Regions from separate parts of the Homo sapiens genome. Here regions 1 and 3 are each linked to region 2. The links are chromatin loops, found by intact Hi-C in ENCODE. Cell type or tissue: MCF 10A. All regions are shown on one strand. Links, peaks and the distances in the headings refer to the core of each region. The heading gives the core; the rest is flanking DNA. Region 1 overlaps ARHGAP32 (Rho GTPase activating protein 32). Region 2 holds the start of LOC399975 (a long non-coding RNA gene). Region 3 has its middle 31 kb from the start of ARHGAP32.

The links. Hi-C counts contacts between places; a loop is a spot of excess contacts. Peaks named below come from ENCODE experiments on the same cell type or tissue, not always from the same donor. Only the 100,000 strongest peaks of a DNase experiment are listed, where the experiment ranks them.
Region 1: it touches region 2 in a loop (4-fold over the local background); 12 of 110 quality-filtered maps call a loop at or near these places.
Region 3: a loop joins it to region 2, with 3 times the contacts of the local background. A loop is called at or near these places in 7 of 110 quality-filtered maps.

Annotation. Positions count from the first base shown.
Region 1 is chr11:129,137,094-129,148,136 of GRCh38, forward strand. The region is part of intron 2 of ARHGAP32 (Rho GTPase activating protein 32); the gene reads right to left. Among named protein-coding and RNA genes, the nearest start is that of ARHGAP32, 50 kb to the right of the region's middle. RefSeq lists an enhancer at 5,649-6,848. In MCF 10A, for the core only: no CTCF peak of the experiment used is centred there; DNase peaks (open chromatin) are centred at 5,188, 6,428 and 9,318.
Region 2 is chr11:129,273,528-129,284,570 of GRCh38, forward strand. It overlaps LOC399975 (a long non-coding RNA gene), which reads right to left and starts at 9,637. Exons shown (of 2, transcript NR_145484.1): 1 at 9,499-9,637. It also overlaps a transcript of ARHGAP32 not described here. RefSeq lists an enhancer at 9,504-10,005. In MCF 10A, for the core only: a CTCF peak has its summit at 5,939; a DNase peak (open chromatin) is centred at 6,094.
Region 3 is chr11:129,217,870-129,228,912 of GRCh38, forward strand. It overlaps a transcript of ARHGAP32 not described here. Among named protein-coding and RNA genes, the nearest start is that of ARHGAP32, 31 kb to the left of the region's middle. In MCF 10A, for the core only: no CTCF peak of the experiment used is centred there; a DNase peak (open chromatin) is centred at 5,972.

The DNA of each region.
Region 1 (11,043 bases), core at 1,474-9,473, 140 kb before region 2:
GAATACTTCAATTTATTGCTATGAAGTAGTCTTCAGTATATATGAACTGAAAAAAAAAAGCATGGTACAAAAACAGGTTACCTTCTAACTAAAAGACTGTAAATATAAAAATATATATATGTGTTTTCTTACACTTAAAAAAAATGGGAAGATAAACTAAAAACTAATTTAGATGCTTACCTAGGAGGGAACAAAGAGATAGGGATGGAAGATTTTTCTGAATGTCTCAGTTTTGTAGTTCAGATTTTGGGGTCATGTAAGTGTTATAAGTATTTGTAAAATTAAATTAAATTAAATTAAAATGGGATGAAAGGGCAATCCCTAAGATCAAAAAACAAATAAAACAAATGAACTTAATTATAAGTTGGTACCTTAAGCACACAGAGAACAATTACCTCAAATGACAGTGAAGAAAAGTACTAATAATATATTCCTAGTGGGATATGTCCTAGAGATGAAAGGAAACAAACTGTTTGGGAATAGTGACATTATCGTTCTGAAACTATTAAAAGAAGACGATTAAAGCAAACAAATAGTTGTTAATGTCACTAAAAACTAAGGTTTTAATCATAAGAGATACAAATATAAAATCGAAGAAATTAAGGAGAAACCCATATTCATTTCTTTTTTGAGGGTGTGTGTCTGTGTGTTTAAATAAGGCAGCTAGACTGACAGTGGACAGTCACATGCAGATGATGTATTAAATCTTGATTATGGCACAGCATATAGTGTTTTATGATACACGTGTGTAAGATTATAAAATGAGAATTCAATACTAATACAGTTAAATTTGAAGCTGATTAAATACTAAAGAATGTTCAGTGTCAATTACTGTACATTAACATGCAGCAGGAAGGAGGTAGAATATCACAGGGCTTTTTTATTCTTTTCTTAACATTTTAATAAAAGCACATTAAAATATATGACATACATTTATCAAATTTATAGATAAAAGAAAACTGAAATGGACATTCACAAACTGAGTGACAGAATTCAAAGAGATTTTTAAAAGCTGCCAAGACAAACCAAATGAATGTGAAGTTTATCAATAATAAAAACTGAAGCCCTGAATTTAAATTCAAAATTCAATTATATAAGTATGGGGATGGGGAGCAAACTGTTTGACAAGAATTCATGTAACAAGATCTGAGATCTATAGTTTACCACAAGCTTAATATAAGCCACAAGTATACCCTTACTGGTAAAAAAAAAAAAAAAAAAAGAACAATGCCGTCTTAAAAAGTAGAGCATCTCTAACAAGGGAAATATTTGTATCCCTATAATCTGAACCAGTTAAACCACATAGAGAACAGTTCATCCATTTCAGGAAAATACAATTTGATATGGAAAACTTGCAAAACTAGGAATTAGCAATGTTTTATTCTGTCTACTTCACTGTTTCCTAATCCAAAAAAATATTCTACCATTCCTCCACTGTACAGACCCTTTAAAGAATCTTTCAAATAGCTTGTTATCTTGGTCCCATATTCAAAGTGCTAATATTGACTGGGTAACTGTAAACTGACTTAAAAGTAGTTTAACACACTGTGTTCTGATACAGAACCACAAAGCTGGCTACTTCTACATTCAGCCCCACCACAAGCCCATCCTCTCCATATTATTTATGTGTCTAACCCTTTCAAAACACTATAAACTCCATACTGACAGGTATTAACAGAACACCAATGAGTATTACCAATTTTTAACTAAGAAAACAAAATAGCGTATTGAGAGATGTTCAACATAATCACAGAGTTGAAAGATAACTCATTTAGACATTCCACTGTAAAGAGGAAACTGAGACCAAGAAAGAAGAGATTTGCATAGTGTGTTAATCACAGAATTTGAACTGGATTTTTATCACAAAACCTACCATGTCTAAAACAGGCATATAAAAAGTTCAGAAACAATGAAGTTTTAAAAATAAAAAATTAGAACAATGAGAAATAGCTTTCCTCTTATCAAAATTTTATATTTTAAAACTTTCTAAGACTGAAAACAATGGCACAAAAGTCGCTAAACATTACTTATTAGAATATGAATTAATAAAACCCTTTTGGCAAGTAATTTGGGAATCTCCATATTAATTAGTTAAGTAATTCCCTATAAAATAATAGTAAAAAGAAAAAGCAAAACTCATCATAAAGGTATTAATCTAAATGAAAAATATATAACAAAACTCAGTCTTATTAATTAAACAGCAATAATATGTCCTATTACTGTATAGTCATTAAATATGTTTATCAACATTTTCATTTAACATCAACAACAACAGATTATATATATGCTTCCCCTGCCCAATCGATTTTATGGTATATTAGTGAAATTAAAATTTCTAAAATATCTGTAATTTCCATTGACAAATGTCAATTGATATCGTTTGACTGTGTCCCCACCCAAATCTGATCTTGAATTGTAACTCCCACAATTCCCACATGTCATGGGAGGGACCCAGTGGGAGGTAATTAATTGAATCATAGGGGGCGGGTCTTTCTTGTGCTGTTCTCGTTATAATGAGTAAGTCTCACGAGATCTGACAGTTTTATAAAGAGTTCTCCCGCACAAGCTCTCTCTCTTTGCCTGCCGCCATCCATGTTAAGACATGACTTGCTCCTCCTTGCCTTCCGCCATGATTGTGAGGCCTCCCCAGCCATGTGGAACTGTAAGTCCATTAAACCTCTTTTTCTTCCCAGTCTCGAATATGTCTTTATCAGCAGCATGAAAACAAACTAATATATCAATGTTATCACGTTAAATATATTATGAAGTATAAATACCAGAGAAAACATGTAAGACTGTGGTAGGCAAAATTCTAAAGAGGGTCTCCCTTGCCCCCCAAGATTCCCACCCCATGGTTGTTCAATCAATCTAGGTACTGCTGAGAATAGAGGGTGCAAATGTAATTAAAATCCCAGGTCAGTCGATCTTAAAATATAAAAATTATCTGGATAGGCCTAATCTAATCACATGAGCACTTCAAAAGTAGAGTTTTCTCCAGCTGGTAGCAGAAGGGAAAGTCAAAGATTTGAAGCACCAAGTACCACCCCTGGCTTTGAAGCCTGAGGGGGTCACATGAGAGGGAATTCATGCAGCCCCTAAAAGTTATGCCACCACACCTCCCACAATGACAGCCAGCAAGGAAACAGGGACCTCAGATCTACAACCATAAGGAACTGGATTCTGCCAACAGAATCTGCAGATGAGAACCCAGCCCAGCCAATACTTTGATTTCCGCTTTAGGAGACCCTGAGCAGAGAACCCAGTTAAGCCTGCCCAGACTTCTAACATGCAGAACTGTGAGATAATAAATGGGTATTCTTTTAAGCCCTTAAGCTTGTGATAATTTCTTATACATATTCAACAAAAAACAAATACTAACAACATCTAAGACCTTAGGAATTTCTGAGTGCTCTCAGATTTTATATGCTCCTTTATCTCTCATGGAAGTAAAACTCTTTCCCAGGACTTGGGATGTAAAGCCTCAGAAGCTTTTGCCTCCCAGCACTCCCAGGACCCCATTGAATGCAATGACTTCAGTACCATCCCAAACCACCTTCTTAAGGCTTCCTCAAAGGAGTAAGCTATGCACTTGAAGGCAAATCCTAGAGGAAGGAGCAAATTCTGCAGGTGAGATAGGTAACTGGAGGGAGGTACACAGATCTGACACAGTTCAATAACCAGCTCTCCTATCTCCCTGGCAATCTTGCATTTTAAGTGTGAAGTCTACAATCTGTTCCACATCCCATTCTGCAGTTCTCAAGACAACACTCTTTCCCCCTAAAGGGAGGAAAATTTAATTCCTTTCCCTTTCCATGGCAACGTTTTTTAATTCCCCCTTCCAAGGTGTCTACCACTGTGTCCACTAGCCAGTCTTTTTCAGAGATATTTTCCTTCCAGTGAAACTGCCAATTCCTTTACCTATGGCAACTCCCATAATATACAATAGGGAATATGAAGTTTCACCTGCACTGCACAGCACCTTAATAATCAGGTAGAATGCTTATGTTTAAATGGAAAAGCAAGGAAATATAAAATTGTATATTGTCCATAATTATTTTAAAAATCATATTCCCAGACATGATGGGAAAGGAGAATATATCCCAAAGCAATATTCTTTGAAACTAACCATTTGAAGACATTTGTATAAGGAAAAATGTGCTTATACGGATGTTCTGTTAAAAAACTCTCAGCATTGCCATAAAAAAGGATGAGTTCATGTCCTTTGTAGCGACATGGATGAAGCTGGAAACCATGATTCTGAGCAAACTATTGCAAGGGACAGAAAACCAAACACTGCATGTTCTCACTTATAGGTGGGAATTGAACAATGAGAACACATAGACACAAGGCAGGGAACATCAGACACCGGGGCCTGTCATGGGGTAGGGGGATGGGGAAGGGACAGCATTAGGAGAAATACCTAATGTAAATGACGAGTTAATGGGTCCAGCAAACCAACACAGCACATGTATACCTATGTAACAAACCTGCACGTTGTGCACATGTACCCTAGAACTTAAAGTATAATTAAAAAAAAAAAAAGAAAGAAAAAATGGTTAAGATGGTAAATACTATGTGTATTTTATTACAATTAAAAATAAAATATATAAAATCAAAAAAAAAAACTCTCTGCATTGTAAAAAGCCTATACCAAAATAATCTCACCACCATGGGAAATAGGATTATGGGAAAGCCTCTTTTTTTTTTCTTTTCACTTTTCTGTATGTTTTATTTTTACAAGGGAAAGGGCAAAAGAGATAAAGGGAAAGAAAAAGGAAAGAGAGAAAGAGAAAGTCACAAGCTAGCTTCTTCCTCCTCTGCGTATTACTTACAGCAACCATTTGCAAATGTAAAACAACCTGTCATAAATCAATGAGATTAGATAATCTATATAACTACAATGTGCAAAGCTAGGCATTCATATTTATGGTCAGGAAAGAACAAGAATAAAAATGCTTCTATGAAGAAATTTGCCCATGTTATAGTAGTAAAAAAGATTTTTTTGTTAATCACTGAACCAAATTATGAGTTATCTGATATAAGCTATCTGAACAGTAGTGGAGACCCCTCTCAAGGCAGAAAAAGAGAGGAAGAAATACCCCGGCTCTTCCCCTCTTTCCGCCCTCCTGTCTTCCACGTGTGCTTCCCATTTGCCAAACCGAGCCAAAAGCCTGCTGGCAAAGGAGCCTGAGAAATGTTATTTGCCAGGATCGGCCTCCTACAGTAGAGAACAGAGCAGACAGAAGGTAGGATGTCCCAACTCCAGATCTATGACATTAATTACTGAACAGTACAGACATAATTACATATACAGTACAGGTTCATTTACATAAAACGCTCTCATACTTTGACAAGGCACCGTAGTCAAATAACATACATATGTATATTTATATACATGAGATCAACTGAATAAACAAGGTTTCAATACTAAATTTGTACTGTCATGAAAGGCAAACTACTAATCAAAATGAGTAGTTAATAATTAAGAACAATAAAACATCTGAAATTGCCATGGAAAATCAGAAATAATATCACCCAATACACATTCATAAAGGACATCAAAATGCAATCAGTGTTAAGTATATGCTGCTATCAAAGTGGACCAGGATTGCTCTTTTTCTTAAAGGAAAAAAAAAAACCACTAAAATATGCATGGGGAAAGTATAATAAGACTTGATCAAAGTGTTCTTTCTGTATAAGGCTAACAAAAAGCATCTGAAAATAATTCTGAGGAAAAAGTGACTTTTTGCCACTTTTCACTTTTTTTAACAGATTCAAATTTTATTTATTGTATTATCTTTATCATTTGTAGTCAGAATTTGACAGAGGTCACAGAAGCTTTAGATTAATGTTATAAATATTTCTTGAAATGGTGACAAAAATATCATTTCTGCTTAAAATATAGTGATGAAGGGGAAAAAAATTTGGCCTCTTAAATAGAAAAAAAAATAGCAGCTGTCTATATGCTGGTAAAACTGCATATATATATATATATAATCAACTGAATAAACGAGATTTTGATACAAAATTTGTGCTGTCAAGAAAGGCAAACAGGACTGCCAGTTTCCTGCAGTTTAACCATAAGAAACACACATAATGAATTTCTGAAATGACATGTTTTAGAAGATTTTACCATTGGTCTAAGTATTGTCCCCTTTCTTAAAAAGAACAGAGACAATGTAGGGGAAATCCAATAAGTAGTCCTCCTTTATCTGTTATTTCACTTTTCACAGTTTCAGTTACCCATGGTCAACCTCGGTCAAAAAATACTAAATGGAAAATTCCTGAAAAAAACAATGTATAAGTTTTAAACTGCATGCAGTTCTGAGTAATGTGATGAAATCTCACACAGTCCCGCACCGCCCCACTCCGTCCCGCCTGGAACATGAATCATTCCTTTGTCCAGTGCATCTACACTGTGGACTACCCGCCGGTGACTCACTTGGGAGTCATCTCAGTGACCAGACCAACTCTCATGGTATTGCAGTGCTTGTATTCAACTCACGCTTCTTTGACTTAATAATAGCCCCAAAGCACAAGAGGAGTGATGCTGCCAACATGGATATGACAAAGAGGAGCTGGAAAGTGCTTCTGTAAGTGAAAAGGTGAAGTTCTCAACTTAATAAGGAAAGAAAAGAAATCATACACTGAGGCTGCTGAGATCTACAGGAAGAATGAACCTTCTATCCATGAAACTGTGAACAGTATATCATTATAACTGTTCTGTTTTATATTAGTTATTGTAAATCTCTTACTGTGCCTAATTTATAAATTAAAGTTTATCAAGTACATATGTACTAGAAAAACCACAGTATATATAGTGTTCATTACTATCTGCAGTTTCAGGCATCCACTGGGGGTCTTGGAACATATTCCCCTTGGATGGAAGGAAACTATTGTACCATCAGAAAGATAGATTTATTAAAACTGTGTTATATTATTTTGAACAACAATGTTACTAAAGTGATTCTTAAAAAATAAGTATGTCACAAGGAATTCAAATAACTGAGTTACATGTGTGAATATCCGCAAAAGAATTTTGATATAACAAAATAGACTTAATGCTAAAAACAAACTACAATTTTCTTTACTTATTCAAAATTGTTGCAGGTCCTTAGAAAAATCATCACTGTACAGTACTAAGGAAAAAAATAATTAGGCTTTTACATGTTTATATATTGTGAGTTCAGGTATGAGTCTCCACAGAATATGGCAATAATTATTTAAAATACACAGACACTTTCTAAATCGAATCTGTGAATGCTGTTTAGTGGTTTCTCTCAAAATTCTTTTCAGCGTTATGCACCTCCATCAGACTTGATAACAGCCTAGCAATTTTACTAAAAAAACACTTCACATATAAGAAAACTCAAGAGCTCTGAACTAAAAATAGTGCTAAATGGGGAATATTTCCTAATGTCTTAATATCTGGGCACCACAGACCAGGCTCAGGAACACATCCTCCCATGTGTTATCTAGCACCACCAATGTGGAAGTGCCAAAAACCAGAAACAGGAATCAAAGAAGGTGACAGGTAAATTTCAGTAGCTGGTAATTCACAAACACAGAAATAGCCATCAAATAAGCCCCAAGGGTAAATTGTATCACTATTCTTATTCAATTCTCTATTTTGAGTGGGAACAACAGGATGAGAAGACTGAAGGAAAAAACATGATTTCTGAAAGTGATTATAAAACTAGCTCTTCTGCAGCAAGGGTGTTGCCTTAAACTTCACTTCTAGAAAATATCTCCTCAGAGAGCCAATTAACCACAGGGAAAAATTATTCGGAGGCGATATTTAAAATAATTTGGAAAAAACTATTAGAAAGCACCATTAGCATAATAATCACAACTCCTCTGCTAGGCAACAGCTGGTTAATCAACCTAAAATTAACACATTTACATATTAGCAAAGCTTTTAAATGTTATACTTTTCTATAACTGAGATTCATCCTTTCCTTCATCTCAGTCCCTTATCATTAAAGATACTCCTAAATTCAGAAGGCTCGCTAAAAATACAGGGTTCCAACAATGTATATAATTTTACCAGACATTTTATACAAAGGTTCCTATGAAACTCTAAGAACTTTACCTTTACAGGTACTTTATTATGGTAAGTTATTGTCAGTCTTCAGCGCTGCTAGAAAATGATACTGATCTCTTTCTACACTTGAATTCTGTGTACATTAGATTTACTAGTAAAAATGTGCATGCAATATTTAAAGATATATTATAAATATAAATGATATAAATTCTGGGAAAAGAGTATGAATAGAAGAAGGGTAGAAGAAAAGAAAGACCACAAACTAGATGTTTATTTTGAAAAATTTCTAATAAAGGAAGAAATAGCAAGATCCTAGACCACCATGACACTCCAAGTAAGACCTAGAAGAACCATTGTCCCTCCACCTGCATGTTTCATGTAGTTTTTTCCTTGAATATCTTGTAAGTTTTAAAAATTTTTTGAAAGGCTATACAACAAATCATATCAGTAAAAGCAACATCCAGATCACCTAACAACTTAAAGAGCATGCTTGAAATATAGTTTTCAGTTTAATGATTAACAATAGTCACATGCTTAAGCATTGGTTCAACAATTCAAACGGTTATAGGCCTTACGTTATGAAACTGCCAATTGTTAAAATTTTGACCTATAAAATTATCAATTTCATAGACTCCAACTATCAGAGTTCTCAGTAACGTATTAAATAACTTCAATAATTAATACCACTTGATTCATGCCAGAGAAGTCACAGAATCTTTAGCCAGAGAAGTCATAGAATCTTTAGCCAGAGAAGACGTACCACGGGAGAGGATAGGATAGAGACAGACTTAACAGTTGTTTACTGAAGAGCTCCAAACAAACTGGCAAAAATTCAAAACCTGGGCTTTGCATATTAATCAATGGTTACATTTGTGATGGTTCACAAAGCAACATAACATAAAACATTCCGCTTTTAAAGACTGAGATGATAAACATCACTAGGTCCTCTGAATTAAAATTCACTCATAAATCAAAATAAACAGTTAAACATCACACAGGAATAAAAGAGCTAAGGATACTGATTTAAAAAACATTTGCAAATACTTTTTCTTTTATTCAAATTGAAAATGTTTTTACAAGTTGATGGGTTAAAAAGAACCAGTCTAAATTTCACCTTATCTATGATTTCAGTTATCCACAGTCAACTGCAGTCCAAAAATGTAAAATGAAAAATTCCAGAAATAATTCATAAGCTTTAAACTGTGTGCCATTTCGAATAGTGCAATGAAATCTTGCAGTATTATGCTCTGTCTTGGCCAGGACATGAATCATCACCAGCATATCCACATTGTATATGCTACACATACATTAGTATATACAGGGTTCAGTACTCTCCGTGGTTTCTTTCTCTTCATAATTTTAATATCTTATTTTCTGAAAGAGCCTAATATTTAATTGATAAACAATCTCACTGTAAACTGTAAATATTTTACTTTTAGTAATTCAGAAAAACTATAGCATTTTATTAGATTTCTTGAAATACTGAATCTAGTTACAGATTTATGAAGAGTACATAACCATAAATTACAAAAGGATAGAGCCCCATTTTAGGTTTTTACCATTGTTTTGATTTTTAAATGACTATAATAAATATAAAACTCCTTAAATTTTTAAGTTCCAAAATTTCCAGCTCCTTTTTAGATATGTTTATTAAAAAACTAATATTCTGATGTCATAACACAAATCAATAAAAATGTAATACTTAAGCCCTTTTATCTCTGAAGTAATTTAAAAAATTAACCAAATGGAATTGAGTGTAAATACTCCATAAAGGGCTCCCTAAATAAAAAATTTCACTCTCAAAGTTATATTTCACTTAGATTATTATTGAGAAAAAAGGGTCCCTAACTTACTTATTGCTTAAAATCAGTATGATTTTTGAGAGAAATGGTAGTAAAATTGTGGCTCTAATCTCATTTATACTGTTTTCATCATTCACTACACACTTTTGCAACCTAGCATTGCACTTATTTATTCAGAGTGATGCTTTATTTTTTTAAATAGAAGAAAGATTATGGCACCTGCCCTCAAGGAGCTTACACATAAAGAAATTAATAAGAGTATAAAATAAGAATATAATGAGATGTTAAAATGTATTATATAAATAGTATTTTCCATAAGTGCTTAGACAATTCACTGTGGATTCCAGAAGTGAAATCAGTAATTTCATATGTATACAGCATATGACATTTTAATACAGAGTAAACAGACCATCACATGAAATACTAATGTCACCTTTGTTCCATTCAGTAAATTCAATACAGATTTACTGAAGATTTAAAAATTGTAGGAAAAGTAGGGGATTGAAAAAGAGGCAAAAAAAGTTACTGAATGTTCTTTCCCTGGAATGCTGGCACCTCTGAGGATTGCCTGATTCCATAGGCGTATGGGATTTTGTTTGTCTTTTGATTCAGCTATTTTACAACTCTGCAGAGATGGAACTTGCCTTATAGAAAAATGAGAGTAATACAGATCATTCCTATCCACAGAAATGCAAACTGTACCCAGTGAAACAGAACAGTTTTGCCAGATTTACATCCATATGCATGCATTTTAGAATGGTTGCTCTATAAGAGTATGGTAATTTTTGAATTCTCCTTTGAACCACTTTTAACAACTGACTTGTTCTTTCATTAATAATGAGTTAAATATCTTTGGCTTGTGCTCATTCTATATTTCTATGAGAGTCATGATTATATCCTCTTTTAAACTTTATCCTTCAATAAAATGAAAACAAGATGACCCCTACCCTTCCTCAAAGAGCTCACAACCTAGTAGGGAGACAAAGACATTACTATTCAACTAGATTAATACAATAAGGAAAGCATCATGATACAGATAGGAACAGCATACTATAAGAAGTGAAATAAAACTATTTCCCATCTGAAACTTTTAGGAAAGCCTTACATCTTAAGTTACTTACATGAATAGACTTAGGGACAAGATAGATGGTGGATAGCAGACAATGCTAACGTGTAGCTCCCACTTGGACAGACAGA
Region 2 (11,043 bases), core at 1,506-9,505:
TGACTCCAGGTTCAAAACTCATTTTCCTGTTAAAAGTTGCTTCACTTTTTTGGTCTGTGTTTGATATCCTGGGTAATTACTGAACTTCACATGATATATTCTGCACAGCTACTGAAGATGCTACTCATCTTAAGAGTCCTTCAACCACCTATATTTCTCCAATGAAAGGAGGAACAGGAATTACTGTTTCCATGCTACACACAGGGAATAAAAGCAGTGGAGTCAAATGGCTTGCTTCACATCACAAGGCTGAAATCCAAATAAGGATTTTACTATTTTTAGGGCAAACTGATAGAATTTTCTAGAAGATTCTCTCCTAGAGTATGATGCTTATCTTTTCAAACAGAGACAAATTGGACATAACATTTCCATAATGAATGGTTCACACATGCTTTTCCTCTCAATGCTTTCCATCTCCACAGCCTCCAATATTATGTATATTATAATCCAGGATATAAAATAAAATAGTAAATAGATACATAGCCGGAAGCAAAAAAAAAAAAACAACTGTGTTTTGAAAGCCAGAATTTTACTTCTATTCTGAACATTCAGATTCATGTTTTTCTCATGAGAAATTAAACCAAACACCCATTTCTCACTTCCTCTTACTTGTCCTACAACAATCTCCTTTAAATACAAGACTAGCCCTCCCTTGTCCAGTAAAACTGAAAATATCTACTTTATAAAATCCTTACACTTTACTACCTTGGGGAATATTCCTGCTCAAGCTTCATCTCTCCAGATAGGAAACGTCTGGTTTGGTTTGTTTTTTAACCTCAAGAGAAAACTCTGTCGCATCTCATCTTCTTTAGGTCTACTTTTTTTGAGGTGCTATAATCAGAACACCTTTCCAGGTGCTGTTCCCTGGTTTTGTGGAAGAGCCCTTCTGCCTCCATCTCACTGTTCCACCGAGGACAGCGTGGGAACATCAGTGCCCTCCCCTGTCTCCTCTGGATCATCTCACTTCACTGAAGCATCAGCTAAGGCCAAGAAACTGTACAGTTTGTAGAACTGCAAGAGCCACAATGACCCCAATTCTATTTTGTTTAACTCAGAACAATGGCCTTTTTTATTTGCTCACTCTTAGTTTGAGATTAATGTTAATAAACCAGCATTTGAAGTTGAGAGGCACACCAAATTTCTCAACTGTAAGATAATTTAAATCAAATACTTCAAAAAGCAGTGTAATATAAAAGTCTCTGGATAGTAAACTAGATCTATTTAGAAAAAAAAAATTAGCTTTTATTATTTCAACTCTGAGAAGCATGCCATAAAGATGTTAATGCAAATCATAAGGAAGACTTTAGAGTACATATACATATGGGGAAAATTATCCAACCCTGGCCTAATCAAAACCGACTTTTCTCATTCATCTTTCTAAAAAAAAAAAAAAGCCAGTACCAGTACCAAAATAGAAGTGGTATTTAAATCCAATTTATAAACTTAAGAACATTATCGGGAAATTATCAAGAATCAGGATCTATAAAAAACAGAAGTATCTTTCCACCCATTCTTAATGATCTGAAGTCAGCAAGTGATTAATAAAAATACACTACAGCATACAGGAAATTTCTCAAGTTATTCCGCTTATCAGCTGTTAACTAAGTTTCAGCAAAGGAGAAAATTCTATAGCAAACAGCATAACACTCAGGAAAATAACTCTATAATCTGGAGGTGATGGTAATATAAAATATTTTAGGCATACTTTCAGGTTAGAGTTTCTAATCATCATCATCTATCACTTACTGAGTGCTTACTGTATGTCAGAGATTGTGTTAAGCCTTAATATGTACCATTTCATTTAATCCTCACTACAACCTTCCAAGGTAGATACTACTGATATTCCCTGGTCACAAAGGAAATCTCTGAGGTCCCACGACATTAATTAGTTTGTCCAGGATCAATGTTTATAAATATCATAGCTGGTATGTGAACTCAAGTCTATCTGGCTCCAAAACAAAAATTAGTACCTTTCCAGGATTCTTAACCTTATAATGGCTATGATAGGAAATAGCACATATGCTAATTAAAGTAAAAAAAAAAGTTAAGTCCTAAATCGGGGGTTGGAAAACTTTTCTTTTAAAGAACCAGATAATAAATACTTGAGGCTCTGCAGGCCGAGCTATGAAAGTACTCCACTCTGCTGCTGCACTGCCAAAGTAGCCACAGACCCAAGAATGAACGACTGTGTTCCTACAAAACTTTACTGAAGGACACTGACATTTGCGTTTTATATCATTCTCATGACATGAAATTTTATCCTTCTTTGGATTGTTTTCAACCATTTAAAAATATAAAAATCATTCTTAGCCATGGGCCAGATATGGCCTGCAGGCTACAGTTTGCCCATCCCTTCCCTAAATAATGCAGACAAATTTAAAATATTTTTTACTAAACAGTTCTTACAAATCATTAACTTGTAACCTCCTTTGGTATTGTGAACTGATACTTTAAAGAAGTTCAAAGTCTTGTCCAGCCTTGGCACAGGCCAGTAGTCCCAGCTGCTCAGGAGGGCAACGCAGGAAGATCGCTTCAGCCCAGAATTTGGAGGCCAGCCTGTGCAACATAGCATGACCCTGACTCTATTAAATTTTAAAAAGCAGCAGCAGCAGTAGCTCACAGTCTCAATAAATTTGATCTGTCTCCAAGTAATTGAAAATTCCAGAGAGTTCAAAATTGCAAGTACTACCGGTGGATTTTCTAAATAAGACAGAGCACAGAATTTTGGAACTAGAAGAAATCTAACACGTTCTCATTCCTTATCTGTTTTTGTTGTTGTTGTTGTTGTTTTGAGACAGGATCTCACTCTGTTGACCAGGCTCAAGGGCAGTGGCACAATGATAGCTCACTGTAACCCCTAATTCCTGGGCTCAAGTGATCCTTCCATCTCAACCTCCCGAGTAGCCAGGACTACAGGTGTGTGCCACTACACTCAGCTAATGGTTTTTATTTGATTTTCTGTAAAGACTGGGCCTCTCTATGCTGCCCAGACTGGTCTCAAACTCCTGGCCTCAAGGGATCCTCCCACCTCTGCCTGCCAAAGCATTTGATTAGAGGTGTAAGCCACCCTGCCCAGCCTTTATATGCATGTTTTTTAAATTTCTGTTACAACATTTAAAAGAGTTTGCTAGGCCAATTTACCAGGTAACATAGGTTAGTAACTAAGTTTATACGTAATGACAATACTTTACATATTTAAAAACAGTTCTGCAGAGCATTTTCATATCCTTTCTATCATCTGATCCTTCACAGCTCTGTAAGAAAAACAATGCAAGCCTTCTGATCCCTATTTTATAAAATGCAAACAAGCTCAGAAATGTAAATAACTTGTCCAAGGAAGGTACGCTGTCACACAGCTACTATGGGGCAGAACTGCAACCACAACCTAACTTCAAGTCCTTGCTGCCTCCTGACTACTTCCATGGACATTGGACTTCACAATCATGGGTTAAATCCGAAAAATTCTCAAGAATATTAGTCTTACTCTTTAAAAGTTCAACTATGTTAAGTTCCTTTTTGTTTCATTCTTCTGCTACCACAGCCTTATGAAGAAAACAGATGCCTAGTCCTTAACATTTATTACATGCGTCTACGATCAACATACAGTGTGCAGATAATATACTCAGGTCAGCTTGGGAAGGAAAACACTTGAATAAGTCAAGAGAGAACAAGCAACAATAAAAACATCGTTTATATAGCACCGAGAGAGAGAGAAAGTAGAGATGAATGTATTGCCATTAGTGTCGCAGGCCAACTTCAGAAAAGCTTTTGGTGACTGGAAAATGATACGGAGGTTAGGAAATGAACACAGAAGGAACATAACTACTGGAATTCAAACCAACATCAAAGGCTCTAAAGAAGACAGTTGAGCCTGTCTTGCTGGTTCTTAGTCTCTCCCTAGAAAACAAAACAGTTACATAACTGGAGAAGGTTCTTCCAACTAACATTTCCTCTCTGTCCCACTTATGTTTTTCTCCCCCACTACTTCACCCTGTCACCCACCTCAATGTGAACGATCATACAGTAAACTGGGCTTCCACCTTAGCTGTGTCCAGACAAGTCTCTGTCCAAAGTGCTGCTTTATACACGGACTGCTATAGGGACCACGGTACGAAGATAACTGGCTTAAACACAATTCCAACCTGACATTTCCATAGAGACACCTGCTCTATGAAGCATCACCATATATCCAATTCCAAGAATGACTCAGACTCCAGACATTCCTGAAAATGGAAATCACAACATCCTAATGCCTCATCTTCACAAACAGCCCCATTAAAAAGAAAACACAACATTGAGTACTTGAAAAACTTTGAGGTCATGTTGTAGTAGTAATTAAAGCTTCTCTTTCCTTCACACTCAAGTCCAAGGAACAAATATCGATTCTCAGTTAGACTTCAATGTATCCAATAAGGAAGGATATATTGAGTCACAACCATAAATACTCAAAAATATTACAACAAATCCAGTCACTGATTCAAACTAGCAAACTGTGGAGACTCTTAAGAGCCACCGCACTCCAGCACCATTTGCTTTTTCTTCTTCCAATAGAAATACAAACATAGACAATGTTTACAAAAGCAACCAATGTATCAGAAAAGTTATCCCCATTCAGACTGACTTAAAAGGTCTAAATCTGTGCCAAATAAAACTCTGAAAGAATAGAAAATAAAAGAGATGCTGACAACAATGCTATGGCCCAGCTGCCAGCTAGCCATGTAGCATCACGCAGTGCCCCAAGCATTTTAAAGACAGATTGTAACTCTGCATTCAGATCAAAATTATAATTATCCAAATTCTATTTCCTAAAAGATGACTATTAAACTGCATCCCAAGCATTCTGCTTGGGTCTCCTCCTTCCTTCCATCTTCAAGTTTCACAAACAGAAGGTGAAGCTACAAAAGGTCCAAGGTAGACTAAAGCTAAGAAACCAAGTCTGATTTTCTCTCCCTACCGTTTCTTGTGTACTGCTTAAGAAAATCTTTAACATAAATATTTGATAAAGTCAAAAAACGGGAAACCAAGGTACAGGGGTGGCGAGGAAGCGAGGGGGAAAAAAGGCACTAATGCACCACCGTCGTCCAACATGCAGCGGCAACTTCAGTCAATCGGAAAGACGAGGGGGGAACTCCACGGGAGCCTAAGGGAGCAGAGACCTCTGGCCCCGCGGGGCCCACGCACACCTGGGGGCGGGACCCGCGATGTCGCCCGCGGGCAGCGGAGGGAAACGCTCCCGCGGCTCCTCCGGGAGCGCCGGTGTCCCTGGAGCCCCCACTCGGCCGCTCCCAGGAGTCGCGGCTGCCGCCCGCCTTGGGCCCGGGGCGGAGAGCGCTGCGGCAGGCCAGAACGCCGTCCGAACGCCCGGCTCGCGGAGGCCGCGGGGAGCGCGGGGCGCGGGCGCGGGAGGCGGTGGGCCCGCAGCGCCGTCCGCCCCGGGAGGCCGGGGAGATGGGGCCGGGGGCGGGGGGACAACCGAGAGGCTCCTCCGGGAGCATGCGATCCGGAACCCTCACTCTAAAAAGAATATTTTAAGAAGGAAAGAGAGGCCCCCCGCAGCCTTCCCCGCGGGGCCTGCCCACGTCACCGGCGCCCCCGGCCCTCCCGCGCGCCCGCCTTACCGAGCCCCGCGGCCCCGCCGCGCCGCCGCGGCGTCCCTGCGCCCCGCTGGCCGCTCCGTGTCTGCCCTCCGCGGGCCGGGCCCGACGCCCTCCGCCCGCCGCCGCCGCCGCCGAGCGCCGCCCGCGCCGCCGAGCCTAGCGCCTGGCCGCCGAGGGCAGCCGCGGGGGCTCGGCCGGGCGTCCCCCGCGCCAGCGCCTCATCCCGCCTCGCGCCCCGTCAGGCTCGGGGGCGGGGGCGCCGGGCCGCGGCCTCCAAGTCCCCACCTCCGGCACGCACCGCGCTCGCCCTCCCGCGGCGGAGTCGGCCCCCGGGGACGCGGGTCCTCGGGCTCCAGAGCCTCTCACCCTGACGCCTTCGGGCCGCCCCCGCAGCGCCCCCGCCCAGCTGGCCGGCGCGTGCCCCCGCCGGAGCCCGCCGCCCGCCCAGCCTCCGCCTCCTCCGCTCCGCCTCCTCCTGCACCCGCGACGCCCGCAGCGGGGAGAAGAGGCGCGCCGCCGCGGCCGCGGGCACGAGCACGCGCGAGGAGGGCGGGCGGCGGGCGGAGCGCGCGCGCGGCCGAGGGGGCGGGGGCGCGCCGAAGCCTCGCCTGCTGTTGTCCCGGGAGCGCACGTGCGCTGCGGTGGGGCGCCGAGGGGCGTTCGGCGGGTGCCCCTAGGGGACTGGGGGACAGGGAACGCGAAGTGGGTAGAGACGCTGCCTGAGAGGTCCCGACGTAGGCTGTTGCCTCGGCCCCGGCATTGTGCTGCGGTGCAAAAATAAAAAACCGGCCGCCGCCGCAGCAGCAGCAGTAGCACCGGGAAGAGGCATCCTCCGAGACTACGGCAGTGGCTCCTCTCTACTCCCAGCTGACCCCCAGAACACTGTCACCGCGCCGCGGAGGAGAGGGGGCTTTGCCTCAAGTCAGGAAGATCCTCGCCTCTCCATCCCTTGCACATTTGGGTCTAGAATGGACGCGCCCCGGTTATTATTTGGAATCCGGGGGCCTAAAAGTTCCTTCAGTTGGCTTCTTCATTCAGAGTTATGGACCAGAAAATTGAAAGTGGCATGGCAGGGGAGAGAAAGGACAAGAAAGGGTGAAAGAGTGGCCAAACTGAAGGTGCGTGGCTAGACTGAAAAGAGGTTTTGGAGACAAGGGAAGGAGCTCCCTGGGAACCCCCTGCCTGTGGATGGCACTGCCCTTGGTGCTTCCCCTGTTCCTTTTGTTCAGCCCCCAAAGGCGGTGCAGCACTTCCACCTGCAACGACCATCTGTGTCACAGAATACAGGAAAGATATCTTGACATTCTACCGCGTTCTATTTTCATTTTTTTCTTTCAAGCGTGTACCTTTCACTTCTGACTCAGTTTGGTATCTAAATAAATGTTGGGGGTGATTAACCTACAGAATTCACTCTTATTCTCAAGTCTACCGATGCCAAATACTGCATCATCTAATGTCACTGCAGTAATTTGGGTCCACTCAGCATTTAGTCATTTCAGTGGGAGTCACTGAATATAAAACGTGGCCTTGACCGCGATTAGCAGAATGTCAAGGGCATACGTGAAGCAGGATTTCACCACATCCTGGAGAGAAATTAGAGAGTGAACATGCACAATAATCCCACTCTTCCAGCTTCAGTGTAATCAAAGTTGCTTTAAAGAACAAGTACTAGGGAAGGGATGGAATGAGAAGATTTGCCTAGAAGCACAAACTAGGATGGGAAAATTTGAAAGAAGCCAACTTGAAATAAATGCATGGCAGCCCTCTGCTGGAAATAGTCAGGTGCACCTGAGATTCATAAGGGTCTTCATGGATACCTCCTAAGTGCTACAGAAACAGCAAGGTAAAGAACAAAAACTAGAGACCTTCGACTTCAGCATAATAAGGCCATAGTTTAAAACTCTTCTTTCACCAAACTGCAGCAATTCCCTGGGGTTCATCTTTGGGCCACAGAGAGCCATCTCTGCCAGAGAGGGACAGGTATGGATTAGGTAGCTTTTGTTGTTCTAGGGGTTTGTTGAGCATTAAACACAAACATCCTGTGATAGCAAGAGGAAGTCGTGTGGGACAGAAAACCAAGTCACTATGAGAAGCAAGTTTTGCCCAAGGCCCCAGTCTCTTGGCTACTCGATGACAATATGCATTCTTTTCAGAAATCCTTCACATCCCACAGTTTCACCACCGCACCCTGAAAGTCAGCCACAGCAGCTGAATGGATGTTAAATGGTTTATGGTTAAGTGGTGGAGGTACATAATATATAAAAGAGCTAGGATTATGCATACATTGGATGACACAGATATTTTACTTTAGAGCCTCTAAACATTTTGGTAACTTTCTCTCCTTATATGTAGTATATCTAGTTTATAGAAGAGAACAAAGGGATGCCATGTGTGTTTTCCAAAGATTAGAGGTGTTTGAGCAAGTTCAAGGGTGCTGGTGATGCTCCTTAACCTCATTCTGAGCCAGCACTCCCTCTCCTTGGGCCACACTGTCCAAATGTCCTGTGTCCTAGTTATTATTGCCAAACCTGCATATGAACTGGAAGTTGTGATTGCTGGGTAACTCTGCAGCCATCTGCCCTTGGCGTTTCAGATGTTTGTAATCAATTACCTCTGTCCTAATAACACCCTTAATGATTAAATACATAAATCACAAAAAATTGCAACATTCCTTATACAAGAAAAAGTCTGTCCAATGTTAAATAACTGAATGTGTAGCTTATGTATGGTTTGATTCAATATGTACAAGGTGAGGGGTAGGAGGGGAGGGGAAAAAACAAATTCCCCCTCTTGCCGAAGCTATTGGAGACCTCAGGCTGGCCTCCTTTCTCAGTCTTGGCACTGCTGTCTGCCAGGAGGTAGCATCTGGGTTCACTCCTGGCATCTCAGATCTGTTGCATTGCAGTCCCCTCTAGACGCTGAAGCAGCGTCACGGTGCAGACAAGTAGGGCCAGTGACGAGGGCAGCCACACAGAGGACTGCAATACGTACCTAACCTTGAGTTTGAAAGATGGCCTGGGAATTGAGCAAGGGAGAGAGAAGAAGCTTATTTGCATCCCCAAATTGAGAATGCTCAACAGCTGTATTGAGAAAAGTTGCTGAAAGTAGGCCAGGTTTCATAGAGAATTTTAACACAGAATTTTCCCAAAGCGACAATTGACATTGTCTTGCTTATTTATTCTTTCCTGGCCAAAGCGCCAGCTGCATATTGTGTCCCTATTAAAAAGAGATGTCAAAAAAAGATGTGTTGTCTGTCTGTAGCATACTCCTTGCTAATATTGACGCTCGTGAAACAGCCCCTGTAAACATGGAATCCATGCCCACTACCATGGGCAACATTTTAAGGAACACCAGTACTGCTGTTCACTGAGATGTTATTAATCCCTGATGCATTCATTGAAATGATAAACTTTCCATCTTCTCTCCTTTCCCTATCACATTTTCATCATGAACCTCTATCATAGTAATTCAGAACTTTGTGTTATTCTCCTATGAAATTTTTTTTTTCAGTCTTTAAACCTTAACACCAACTCCACCTATTGACATGTCCACTTTTGAATGGGGTCCTTGGCCTCCTCTGTGATTCTATCTGCTGCCTGCCCCAGGGCTCTGACCGTGGGCCCCTCCTGTTCTCTTTCTACACTGCCACCCTAGGCAGCATCCTCCAGCAAGGCTTTAAGTAGCCTCTACTTTTAACCCTGGCCCCTCCCCAGCACTCCACCCTCTTATATCCTGCTGCCTCCAGGCATCTCCATTTGAATATCTCCCACTTAATGTGTCTCAAACAGAACTTTTGATTTCCATATTGTAAACAAAACCCAAAACTGATTCCTCCAAGTCTGCCTCATCACAGGACAAAAAATATCTCTTCCTTTCAATCACCACGTTCATTTTAGCCTACCTTCAAATGGTACGGAAGCCAATCGCATCCTTCTCTCTTAACCACGAACACCCATGTCTGCCCTCCCCGTGATCTTTCTCCTGGGTGACTGGGACAGACGAACCATCACCCTGCTTCCACTTTTTCCCCTCCACGGTCTAGCCTCTACACAGCCACCAGAGAATTTATTGTAAAGCATTGGTAAGATAATGTCCTTGTTCTTGCCCAAAACACTCCAGGGCCCTGTGCTTCTAATCACACTGCAATAAAATCCAAAGTCCTTTCCCAGCCTTTCAAGTCCTTTCAGCCCTGACTCACCAGTTCAGTTTTTTACCTTTTGCCATTCACTCTGCCTCAGCCACACCCACCTCCCTCCTGAGGTTTCTCAGACCTGCCAGGAAGACTCCACCTTCCTGGCTTTTAAATTAACCTTCCTACTACTATATAAAATAGTTCTGCCTTCTCTGTCCCCTTACTCTGCTTCTTTTTTTTCTCATAGCACTTATCACTACATGATTATGTTGTGTAATCAATATTTATTATTGGACTCTGTTCCTAAAATGTAAGCACCATGAGGGCCTGGACTTTGTTTATTCACAAATGGGTATGTTTATGCCAAATGAATACATAAATGGTACTATCAGGGTGCAAAGTCTTTATACACACTTCTTACCTGCTGTTGTGTATTGCCATGGATCTATCTTTATACTTAGTACAAGTGGAAACAATTGCAAAGTGTAACATTATGTAATTTAAATTTCCTGTACTTTCAGCTCTGACCTCTCCCCAGCCCTCCAGCCTCATATATTCCACAATAAAATTATATCATTTGCAGTGCACTGCAAGTCAAATCAAGACAAACTATACTGAAAATCTAAGAAAATATCAAGATTCAGCAGAGAAAGGTACATATTACATGAGGAATTTAGTGCCCGTAGGACAAAATCACAGTCTAACCTTGCAATTAGGTTTTAATATGTAGAAATTAAAGGCACAGAAAAAGCCAAATTATATGAATTGGCTTCTCAATCCAAACTGAAATAATCACCATGGTGAGAAAGAACATAAATTTTAGGAGGACAAGTTTCCCTTTCATTTTTTATCTTATCTCACTATGTAGTCTTGGACAAGGCAATTAACATCTGTTTTCCCATCTGTAAAATGGGCTTGCCCGCTGTCCTCTTTAGTTGGGTATCATAAAGATAGAATGACTTAATTATTATAAAAATGTTTTAGAAGAAAGGAATTTTGCAAGTGAACAGTGATTATTATTACTTTCCAAACTTCTTTGTGTAATATTTTGAAAATGAGGAAGAAATAATATATTTTTTCAATGTGTCTAAAGACTGAAGTGAATCAGCATTTCTAAATCATGCAGCACTTCCAAAATTATCAGAAAAAACTTTTGGAAGTCGCGAAGCAACCTGTAGAGTCACCCAAGTATATCACCTACCATGGGAGGCTCTATATACTGAAGCATTAGGAGGAACAACACGTAATCCATTTTATAGTCAGAGTGCACTATGATCAGGAAGTGAAAGGAATAGCACGGAAATGCAAGCATTT
Region 3 (11,043 bases), core at 1,079-9,078, 56 kb before region 2:
AACGTGGTGATTACTGTGGGACCCTGGGCAGGCTACTTAACATAGGCCTCAATTTTCTTACCTGCAAAATTGGACTAATAGGAACAAACTGAGAAGGACACTGGGAGAATTAAGCGTGACAATGTACACAATGGACTTAACACAGTACCAACTACACAGTGCTTGTAAGTTGCTCTTGTCACTGTGCAGACTCAGGTAAAACATCAAAACCAACTGTGATATCTACTTTTAAAATCTGTTGACACTTAAGTCATTAGCTTTATGCAAATTCAAAACCTTTTAAATATCATTTCATGACTTTAAATATACTGTGAAATATTAAATACGTTAAATAATATCTGTTTATTATAAAGCTGATCCTGAGAACATAAGACAAACTTATCGATAGTAGCCCACTGCTAATGAAGTGCAAACTTCCTCAAATGATAAACATGCCCTGGTCCTTCTATACTTAACATTGTTTCTTCTGTCAGTCATAGGAACTGTTTATAACTCTCCACGTTTATCAAGCTGTTTCAAGTTCTTTAGAGAGATGGTTCCCTACACCTTCAATGCATTCCATCTCCCACTGCAGCTAATCTCACACACACACACACACAAAGCCCCCTACACAAAATCCTACTTGTCCTAAATTAGCTCAAGTGTCATCTCCTTTAAGAACCCTTCCCTGATCTCCTCAGATATAAATTGATATTAATATAAATGGCAATGTCAGAACTATAAAAGGAGGCAGGAGAGATGAGACAGAAAAGGGACAGAATACATACCAAAGGAAGACAGAACGGGGGAAAGGAGCCTGAGTAAAATATTTTCCAAATGAAAGCGTCTGACGCACTGGAGAACTTCCACCCAGTGCTGAATGTAAAAAACAACAACAACAACAAAACTATTCAGGATGACAATGCCTAGCCAATGAAAAAGTAAAACCTTATAGTAACACAAGGTGGATACTGCAGGTTAGATTCTCCAGGAAGCAGACTCTGACACATTTGTCAAGTAGAATGTTAATGAGGGAGTGCGGGTGAGAAGAACATCTGTTGTAAGGAGGAGAAGAAACAGGAATTGAGCAAAGAAAGAAGTTGAACAGATGAACTTCACTGCAGACCCAATGAGAGCCACGGCCAACCCTTCAGGGAGCACTAAAGTCAGCATGGCCCTTCAGAATTGAGAAAGGGCAAGAGAGACAGCCACCCTACATCAACCAGCCATTGGGCCACATTGGGATGAGGTGCTGCATTCAATTAGATTTCAACCTCAGATTATGATCTTGAGAACCTGATCGCTGACTTTTTAGAATTCTTCTCCCATTTGGGGCATTATTTCAAATAGAAATACCTTTATTTTGAAAGGTGTGCTTTTTTCCTATCAGGAAATAAATACAAATTTCAGTTGCAAGTACCTAGGACTATATATACAAAAATCATTCTCTCATTCTTTATCCATGCTATTGAGATAGTTGTAATTATCAATGATAAAAATGGTTATGAATTTACAAAGCATATCTTTTCCTTCCATTCTGTTTTACTGAGTTCAAGCTGAGACACCTTTTTGGTAACTTTTCTAGTATTCCTATCCTCACAAATGATAAACGAGAAAATTTAAACTAATGTTTTGGCTGTTTCTGAGATCTGTCATGCAATTTATGCTTCACATAAGCAGCACACAAGAGTAGAGAACTAAAGTCTTGCAAACCAGCAAAAATCACACTGTCTGGCAATCTCTCAGACTAGCTGGTCATAGTCTCTATTTTTCTGGCCCAGAAATATTTCTACAGTAATTTTTCAAACTTTTCTCATTTTTTATAATTTCAGTAACATTAGCATACTATGCATAAAGATAAGCACTTAAGACTTCTTGCCTGACGCTTTCACAAGAGCACTTTTTCTGCCACACAATTGTCTCCCAGAGTGAAAAAAGTAGAGACATGCTCCTACTTACAAACAAAAATAACATCTGGAGGTTATTAATATTCACATTAACTACACACATACACACACACACACACAATGTTCATTCTCAATCCCACATAATTAGTCTGCCAGGCTTCAAGCAGAATAATCCATAACCATCTTGACATGAAAAAATAAAACCTGGCCATACAGTTTTCAAACACATTTCTCTACCCTAAAGCTCAAGGACAAAAAGTGAGAAGAAATTCTACTTTGGGCAAATGAGGTTCCTGAAACTATAGCACTTGCATAAATTACTTTAGAAAACTAGATCAGACAGACCAGATCACTTAACAATGAATATGTTTTCCCTATATCTGAAACATTCTCCAGAATGGATCAACTTTTTTTAAACCAGAATATCATTAACTGAGATAATGTAGCTTAAATCCCTTCAGTATGTTTATTCACCATTTGGAGTGTCCAGGAGCACAGAGAATGTGGGAGGAAAAAAAGATAAATCAACACAGTTAAATTTTAAGGCAAAAGGAAGGGTCTGTATACGGCACAGAACTAAGAATTTTTCTAAGTGTGACTGATACTAACAATGAAAATCCGTGAATAAACTTTGGAAGCAAGGGGGAATGGAAAAATACATATATTTTAGCTTTAATGCATCAGTACAACAGAAAACAAAAGGTCACTCAAAAACTGTCCAAAACCTAAGTAGAGTACATATTCCCCAAGTACAGGAGAATACATAAATTTTTACTTGCCATGGTCAAGTTTTCTCAACATGAGAAGATACAGATTCCTCAATAAACACATACCCTCTGATTAGAATCCAGTTTGGTTTGATGCAGTGGATTGTGAACCATCTGCATCACAATGACCTGCAAAGCAATTAAAAATGCAGGTTTCTAGGCTCCACTCTAGAACTAGTAAACTAGTTAAGACTCAGAAAGCCGCACTGTTTAAGAACTTGTAGGTGATTCTCTTACATTAAAGCCTAGTAACTGTTTTTGTGTAGACTCTGTAATGGTAACATATTTGCTCCAAGTTATATTTTATTCATTTTTACAACTATTTTACAGGTTAAACTCAATTCAATGGCACAACAGTTCTGAAGTCTAACTACACATTACAATTCCCTAAGGAGCCTTTAAAACATACCAAAACCTGAATCTCACCAACTACACCAGATTCTCTAGGGATAAAGAGAGGGTATCATTATTTATTAAAAGCTCCCTTGGTGATTCTAATGTGAAGCGATGTTTCAAATACAGCTCAGAAGATGCTATATATTCTAACTAGGAAAAAAAAAAGTCTACAGAAAAAAATGAAAGAAATAATGTCTGGAAGCTGAGGACACCGATATTTTCAGACACATAATTTTCCCAGTATGATATAAAGAAAACTGGAAAATGATACTGCCCGCAAAAATAAAATCTATGCGAAGCCATGAAGTCTTATTTTAAGGAGGCAAAGTTTCTAGCAAAGACAATAATAAGATAACCACCATATCCATTTTAATTGAATAGAACTTTTAATGTCAATTAAACATCACAAACTTCTATTTATTAATGAATAAGAACAAATTTAAAAGAAATCAGACAATGAACTAGACTTCTAAAGGAAGGGGTGGGCTGAAATATGCATTTTAATTTTGCTCCCTCCTAAAACCCCATTACAATCGAAACAAGCTTTGTAATTGTCATTACTGTGTGTGTGTGTGTGTGTGTGTGTGTGTGTGTGTGTGTGTGTGTGTGTGTGTGTTTATGGTAAAAATTCATAGGCAGCAGAGATGAGTGGAACCAATCCCAGTCCTGAGCTGCGCCCCAGAAACTCCAGGGCTCTCTGCACCCATCCTGCAATGGTGAATACTGAAGAAATGAGGAAGAGTACAAGCAGTAGAGGACAAACAGGCTTTCCGGAGGAGAGCCTCAACCTAAAGCTGAGGCCAATAGTGGGCAAGGGCAGGAGGTCCAGGCTGCTGTGGGCTATGATCACACCCCTGCACCCTAGTCTGGATGACAGAAGAAGATCTTGCCTCTAAAAAAAATTTTTTTAAATAGTAGGCAATGGGACCCTATGCTCCAACCCTCTTCTTTCTTTCTGCTCCTCCTGGACGTACCCACAGTATGTTACTTGTGGACACTCGAATCTTCTCTTTCCTTCCAAGACCTCACTGAGTCACTGGCCCTCTTTACTCAGGGACATTGTGAATATGCAGGACCCAAAGAATCCTGCAGATAGGCACTGTGGGACCAATTACTTCTGAAATATTGACAACTATAGCTACTATTGGAGTTTACTGAGCAACAGGATGAAGAAACAGCAGCATCTGAAGCATTCATTTACCTTCAGCATTGATCAAATATTTTAAGCAGTACTGGTCTCTTTTGCTACTCTAAAGCATATTCCCTCATCAAGAAGAAACGTGACAAGTGAACCTAAGAGTTACAGAACCCTCAAAGAGACCAAGTGATAATTAACTTGGTCCAGTTTTACCAGCAAGTATATGAAAGCTGGTATCTTAGTGTTTTTTCTTCAGTGTCCAAGTTCAGACAGGTTAAGCAATAGGTTCAGACAGGTTAAGCAACTTTCCCAAGGACACAACGCTACTAAGTAAAAAAGCCGGAGAACTTCAACCTTGATGTTTTAATTGCCAAAAGCTATGCCCTGCTACACTACAAGACACAGGAAGTTTTCTCAAATTTTAAGTAGAATTACACCCTAATTAAGTGTAAAAATAATTCACAGGAAATAAATTTCTGCATGGTCCAGAAAGGTTATATCCAGGGAATAAACTGATATAGCAAAAGGGAGAAGAGAAAGATAGTTACCCTCGTTTCCAAGAGTTTAAACAGAAATACACCTGGGAAAACCTGTTGTCACTGTTCTCATTCACAACCTACTTTTTAGTACTCTTTAAGTGCAACCTCTCTGGTAACTGATTTTATGCAAAATTTTTCCTGTAAATCTGTTCATCCTGCAGCAATCTAATAGTGCAATACTTCTTGTTTGCAAACTTTTAATGTAAAAAGATATCACATGGGGATCTTACTAAAATGCAGATTCTGACTGAGTATGGCTGGAGTCGGGAGATGCTGTATTCTGGGGGTAGAAAAAGGATATTGCAGTATCCCCTTGACTAGCAAGGATCTAGTGCAGTGCTGTGTCATACTATAGAAATAATGCAAGTGGTATATATTGTTTTAAATTTCTTAGTAGCTACTTTAATAAAACTTTTTTAAAAGGTAAACTTAATTGTTGTAATATATTTTGTCTAACTCAATACATCCAAATCATTATCAGTTCAATGTGTAATCAATATTCTAAAATTAATGAGATTTTACATTCTTTCTTCATACTAAGTCTTTGAACACAGCTTGAATTTTCCACTTACAGTACACATTTTAATTCAGAATAGCAACATCCCAAGGGCTCAATAACCACATATGGCTAGTGGCTTCCTTACTGAACAAATATAAGTAGACTGAATTTTAGCTACTCTGTACCTCTAGCTTGCTTGGAATGTTTAAACAGTTCAAAATTTATCATTAGCCAACTACATAAAGCTTAGCTGTGGTACCAGTGGAATTGAAGAGTGCTTTTATTTGTTTCTTACATTTTCCTTTTGTCCTGACAATTCATGACTGAGTGCTGCAGCACAGGACGGATATAATAGGCAGTGAAATAGACTCTAGGGAGGGGTGGCAGAAGGCTGGGTGATGGCAGGAATGGTAGTGGGAAAACAGAAAGTTAGTGTATTTTCAAGATATAATCTTGGCATAGTTTAGGAGAAAAATGTGGAAAAGATGTTTGCTTACTTTTATGAATACAGATGTTTTCACTAACCTTTTAAAAATCTAAAATAAAGATCTGGTTTAGATACCAATTTAAATACCAAATATTCATTTTTAAAAAACAGCTAAAGAAGTAAAAGACAGCTGATCCACAGCAAAACAAAAAGTAAATTCAATACTCCTGTCAGAGAGAGCCAAAGAGATTTCTACATGCCAGGATTTCCCAAAGAACATTAAGCAATTAAGATGAATAATGTCTATGATACTCACCAGAAACAAAGTTTCAGCCAAAGAAAGAATCCACTAGACATCTGCCCAGATAAGATACTTAAATCACATTTTGGGACTACTTGAAGTAAATATGAAGAAGCAGTACCAGAAACGTCAGGGTGGAAATAAAAAGATACCAACTCAATTCACTTGTTGGCTTTCTTCTTGAGTACAAGTGAAGAGCTGATAGGCTCCATGGTGATGACGAAATAATGAAATAAAAACCAAGAAACAGCTGATCTAAGTGCACTGTTGTCCATTAACTGAGGTTTTGCATTCAGACAGGAAAGCAGTAAAGACAACAGATGTCAGCACCAATGTCCTATGCACTACACCATCCACATTCTGTCATGGTTGCAGAATTCTCAGAATTGGGCTGGAATATATGGCAAGAGATTCAAATTTCAGAAGGCTTGTAGGATCTAAATCCAGATTGTAAAATATCTAAAACAGAATGGTCATGTATTAAAATCTTGGTAGTTCAAACCAATGACAGTGAAGGAAAGGAACCTACATTTATTGAGGTTTAAGTAACAGCCATAAGAATTACATCAGTGAAAACAGTAGAGTGAGTACCTCTGAAAATTCTCTCCTTAACTTTTTCAAAATTCTGGAAATTAACTAAAAGCTTGCAGCAATCCATGGAACATTTTTTCAAGAAAAACAGCTGAATCTCCGTAAGAACAGCAAATTTAATGGTATTTCAACTTACCCTATTCCTTCCCTCTGATCTGCAGCTCCACAGTCACCATGAAAACCAGCAACACATAATACCACTGAAAGCCAGGAGCCTGGCAGCCACCAACGGATTTTAAGTGCCTTCAAAGCCTCATTCCCAGAGAACTGTCATTATATCAACCTATCCGGTGACATCCTCAAACACGCTACTTGGACTGTCTTTATTTGACCTGACTCACAGCTTGGCTAGAGCAAAAAAAAAAAAAAAAAAAAAAAATCTCTTCCCCACAAGCATTTGCCTAAAATATTTAGAGGGCCAGGTGGGGTGGCTCATGCCTGTTATCCCAACACTCTAGGAGGCTGAACCAGGAGAATCATTTAAGGTCAGGGGTTTGAGACCAGCCTGGACAACATAGCAAGACTCTATCTCTATAAAAAATTAAATATTAGCCAGGTATGATGGTGCATACGTGTAGTCCCAGCTACTTGAGAGGCTGACACAGGAGGATACCTTCAAAGAGTTTAAGGCTGCAGTGAGCTATGATCATGCCACTGCACTCCAACCTGAGTGAAGGGTGAGAGCCTGTTTTGCAAAGAAAAAAAGTATTTTGAGGCAATTATTTAATGTTGTGGCTGCCTGAAATGGTAGAAAGCAGTAGGACAAAGATAAATACACTAATGAAAAAGCTTAAAAGAAAAAACTGAGAAGTAAGATGCCCATGGAGACTTTGAAAAGTTTAGACATATTCCTGAAAATCTCAAAGTCTATTCACATGTACAGGGCTGTGTGTATGCTCAGAACTGTGTACATGCTCAAAGAAGTCCGGACAAGACTGACTCAGAGGCTCTGTGCAAGAAGGAAGTGATGGCTAAGCAAAGTTATCAAATGTCTGGATGACTGTTAAAGGAGTGTACCAACACACACAAAGAGCCTCTCAGCAAAAACTGGGAAAATGACTGGTCCCAGGAGTTTAAGGAAATCTGTACAATCACTAGCTGACCACAAAGCCATTTGAACAGACTTCTGTGGCCATGCACAGAGAATACAAACTTTACAGATTACAGAAAAGTCACCTAACAAATAAAAAACAACAAACAGCAACAATAAGGATCCTGGAGCCAAATATGATTTTCAAAGTTGCCACCCCACTATATTATATAAAATGTCCAGTCTTCAACAACAACAACAAAATTACAAGACACGCCAAGAAATAAAATAGTATGGCCTATACATAGAGGGAAAAACAATCAATAGAAACTGACCTTAAGGAAACCCAGATGTTGGCTGTATTAGACAAATATTTTAAATCAATTATCTTAAATACGTTCAAAGAACTAAAGGAAACTGTGCAAAGAAAGTATGAGAATGATGCTTCACCAAATAGAGAATATTTTTAAAAAGCTATAAGAACCAAACGGAAATTCAGGATTGAAAAGTACAATTACTGAAATGAAAAATTCACTAGAAGGGCTCAACAGCAAATCTGAGAAAATGGAAGAAAAATTCTTCAAATATGAAGATAGGTCAATTGAGATTATCTAATTCTTCAAATATGAAGATAGGTCAATTGAGATTATCTAATCCAAAAACAGAAAGAAAACAAAATGAAGATAAAGGACCAATGCCTAGAGAACTGTAGGACACCATCAAGCACACTTGCATACATACAGTGAGAGGGGAGGAGAGAAAGGAACAGAAGGACTATTTAAAGAAATCATGGCCAAAACCTTTACAACTTTGATGAAAAGCATTAAAATCTGTATATCCAAAACAAACTCCAAGTAGGATAAACTCAAAAAGATCCACACCTACATACCATAATCAAACTATCCAAAGACAAAGCAGCAAGAAAAAAGTGACACATCACATACAAGGGATCCTCCATAAGATTAACAGCTGGTTTCTGATCAGAAATCATGGAGGCCAGAAGGCAGTAGAATTACGTATTCAAAGTGCTGAAAGAAAAATGACTGTCAATCAAGACTTGTGAAACAATGTCATTTTCCCCCTTTCTTCCCTCCATTATGGCATTCTTTTCTGTTAAATATTTTCCAGTACAAAAAAGGGAAAAAAGAAATTGTTAACAAGACACATAAAAAACTAACAGCAAAATGGAAGAAGTAAATCCTATCTTATCAGTCATTACGTTAAATGTACATGGATAAATATTCCAATTAAACATTCCATTGACAGAATGGTTAAAAAAGAAAAAAACATGATCCAAGTATATGTTTCTACAAGAGACACACAACACACTATATCCACCAAATATGATGAAATTAAGACATTCTCAGATAAACAGAGACTAAGAGAATTTGTAGTTAGAAAATCTGCCCCACAAGAAATAATAAAGGGAGTCCTTCAGACTGAAATAAAAGAACACTAGATTAACTCAAATGCAGATGAAGAAATAAAAAGCACAGGTAAAGCTAACTACATAGGTAAGTATGAATGACAGTATAAATGTATTTTTGCTTATATTTTATTTTTCTTTTCTTCTTCTACCTAATTTAAAAGACTGTTGCACAGAGCAAATCATAAATTTGGTTAACGGGTACATGATGTATAAAGAATAATTTGTATGAAATAACAGTACAAAGGAAGGGGAAGGGAAGGCACTATATGGGAACAAAGTTTTTATATACTATTGAAATTAAGTGAGTATTAATTCAAACTAGAGTGTTATAAATTAAATTTTCAATTGTTAATTATAATCCCCAGGGCAACCACTAACAAAATAACTCAAAAAATATACTAAAATACAAGATAAGGAAATTAAAATTATGCACTGGAAAATATCTAACAAAAAAGAATGCCATAACGGAGGAAAAATGGGAAAAAATTACGTAAGACATAGAAAACAAATGGCAAAATGGCAGAAATAAATCCTATCTTATCAGTAACCACATTAAATGTACAAAGACTAAATATTCCAATTAAACATTACATTGACAGTTTAAAAAAAAAAAAACTGAACTAAACATGATCCAAATATATGCTTTCTACAAGAAACACACTTTAAATATAAAGACATGAATAGGTTGAAAGTGAAAGGATGGAAAAGCTATTTCATGAAAACAATACCAAAAGGAGAGATGAAAATGGCTACACTAACATCTAACAAAATAAGACTTTAAGAAAAAAACTGTTACTAGAGACAAGGGATACTTTAGAATGATAGAGGTAAATTTGTAGCAGACATCCAACAACAGACACCCAAAATACATGAAACAAAACTGACAGATTTCAGAGGACAAATAGACAATGCAACAATAATAGAGACATGTATCCCACTTTCAGTATTGGATAAAATAATTAAATGGTCAACAAGGAATAGAGACCTGAACAGCACTGTAAATCAACCTGACCTAACAGACACCTACAGGGTATTTTACCCAACAACAATAATATATACATTCTTCTCAAGTGCACATGGAACATTTTAGGATAGAACATGTGGTAGGTCATAAAACCAATCTTGATACATTTAAAAGGACTGAAATCACACAAACTACGCTCTCTAAAAACAATGGAACAAAATTAGAGATTAATAACAAGGAGATCTGAGAGATATACAAGTAAGTGGAAATTAAACTCACTCCTAAATAATAGGTCAAAAAAGAATTCAGATGGGAAATAGGAAAATACTTTGAGACAAATGAAAACAAAAACACAATCACCAAAACTAATGAGATGTAATGAAAGCCACACTTAGAGGAAATGTATAGCTGTAAATGCCTGTATTTTAAAAAGTAGAAAGATTTCACATCAATAACCTAAAATTTAAAAACTGGTAAAAGAACAAACTAAATTCAAAGCAAGCAGATAAAAATAGTAAAGGTATCAGAGCAGAAAGAAATGGAGAACAGAAAAAAATAAGAGTAAAATCAACAAAACCAAAAGTTAGTCCTTTTAAAAGGTAACAAAATTGATTCTTCCTTTTAAAAGACAACAAAATTAACTATTTTTAACCCATTTAAAAGATAACAAAATTGGAATACCATGTAGCCATAAAAAGGAAAGAGATCATGTCCTTTGCAGGGACATAGATGGAGCTGGAGGCCATTATCCTCAGCAAACCAACACAGAAACAGAAAATCAAATACCACATGTTCTCACTATTAAGTGGGAGCTGAATGATGACAACACATGGACACAGGGAGAGAAACATCACACACTGGGGCTTGTTGGGGAAGTGGGGGAAGGGAGAGCATCAAGATAAGTAGCTAATGCATGCAGGCTTAATACCTAGGTGATGGGTTGACAGGTGCAGGATACCACCATGGCATACGTTTACCTACATAACAAACCTGCATGTCCTGCACATGTATCCCAGAACTTAAAAGTAAAATTAAATGTAAAAAAAGATAACAAAATTGGCAATAAACTCCATTAA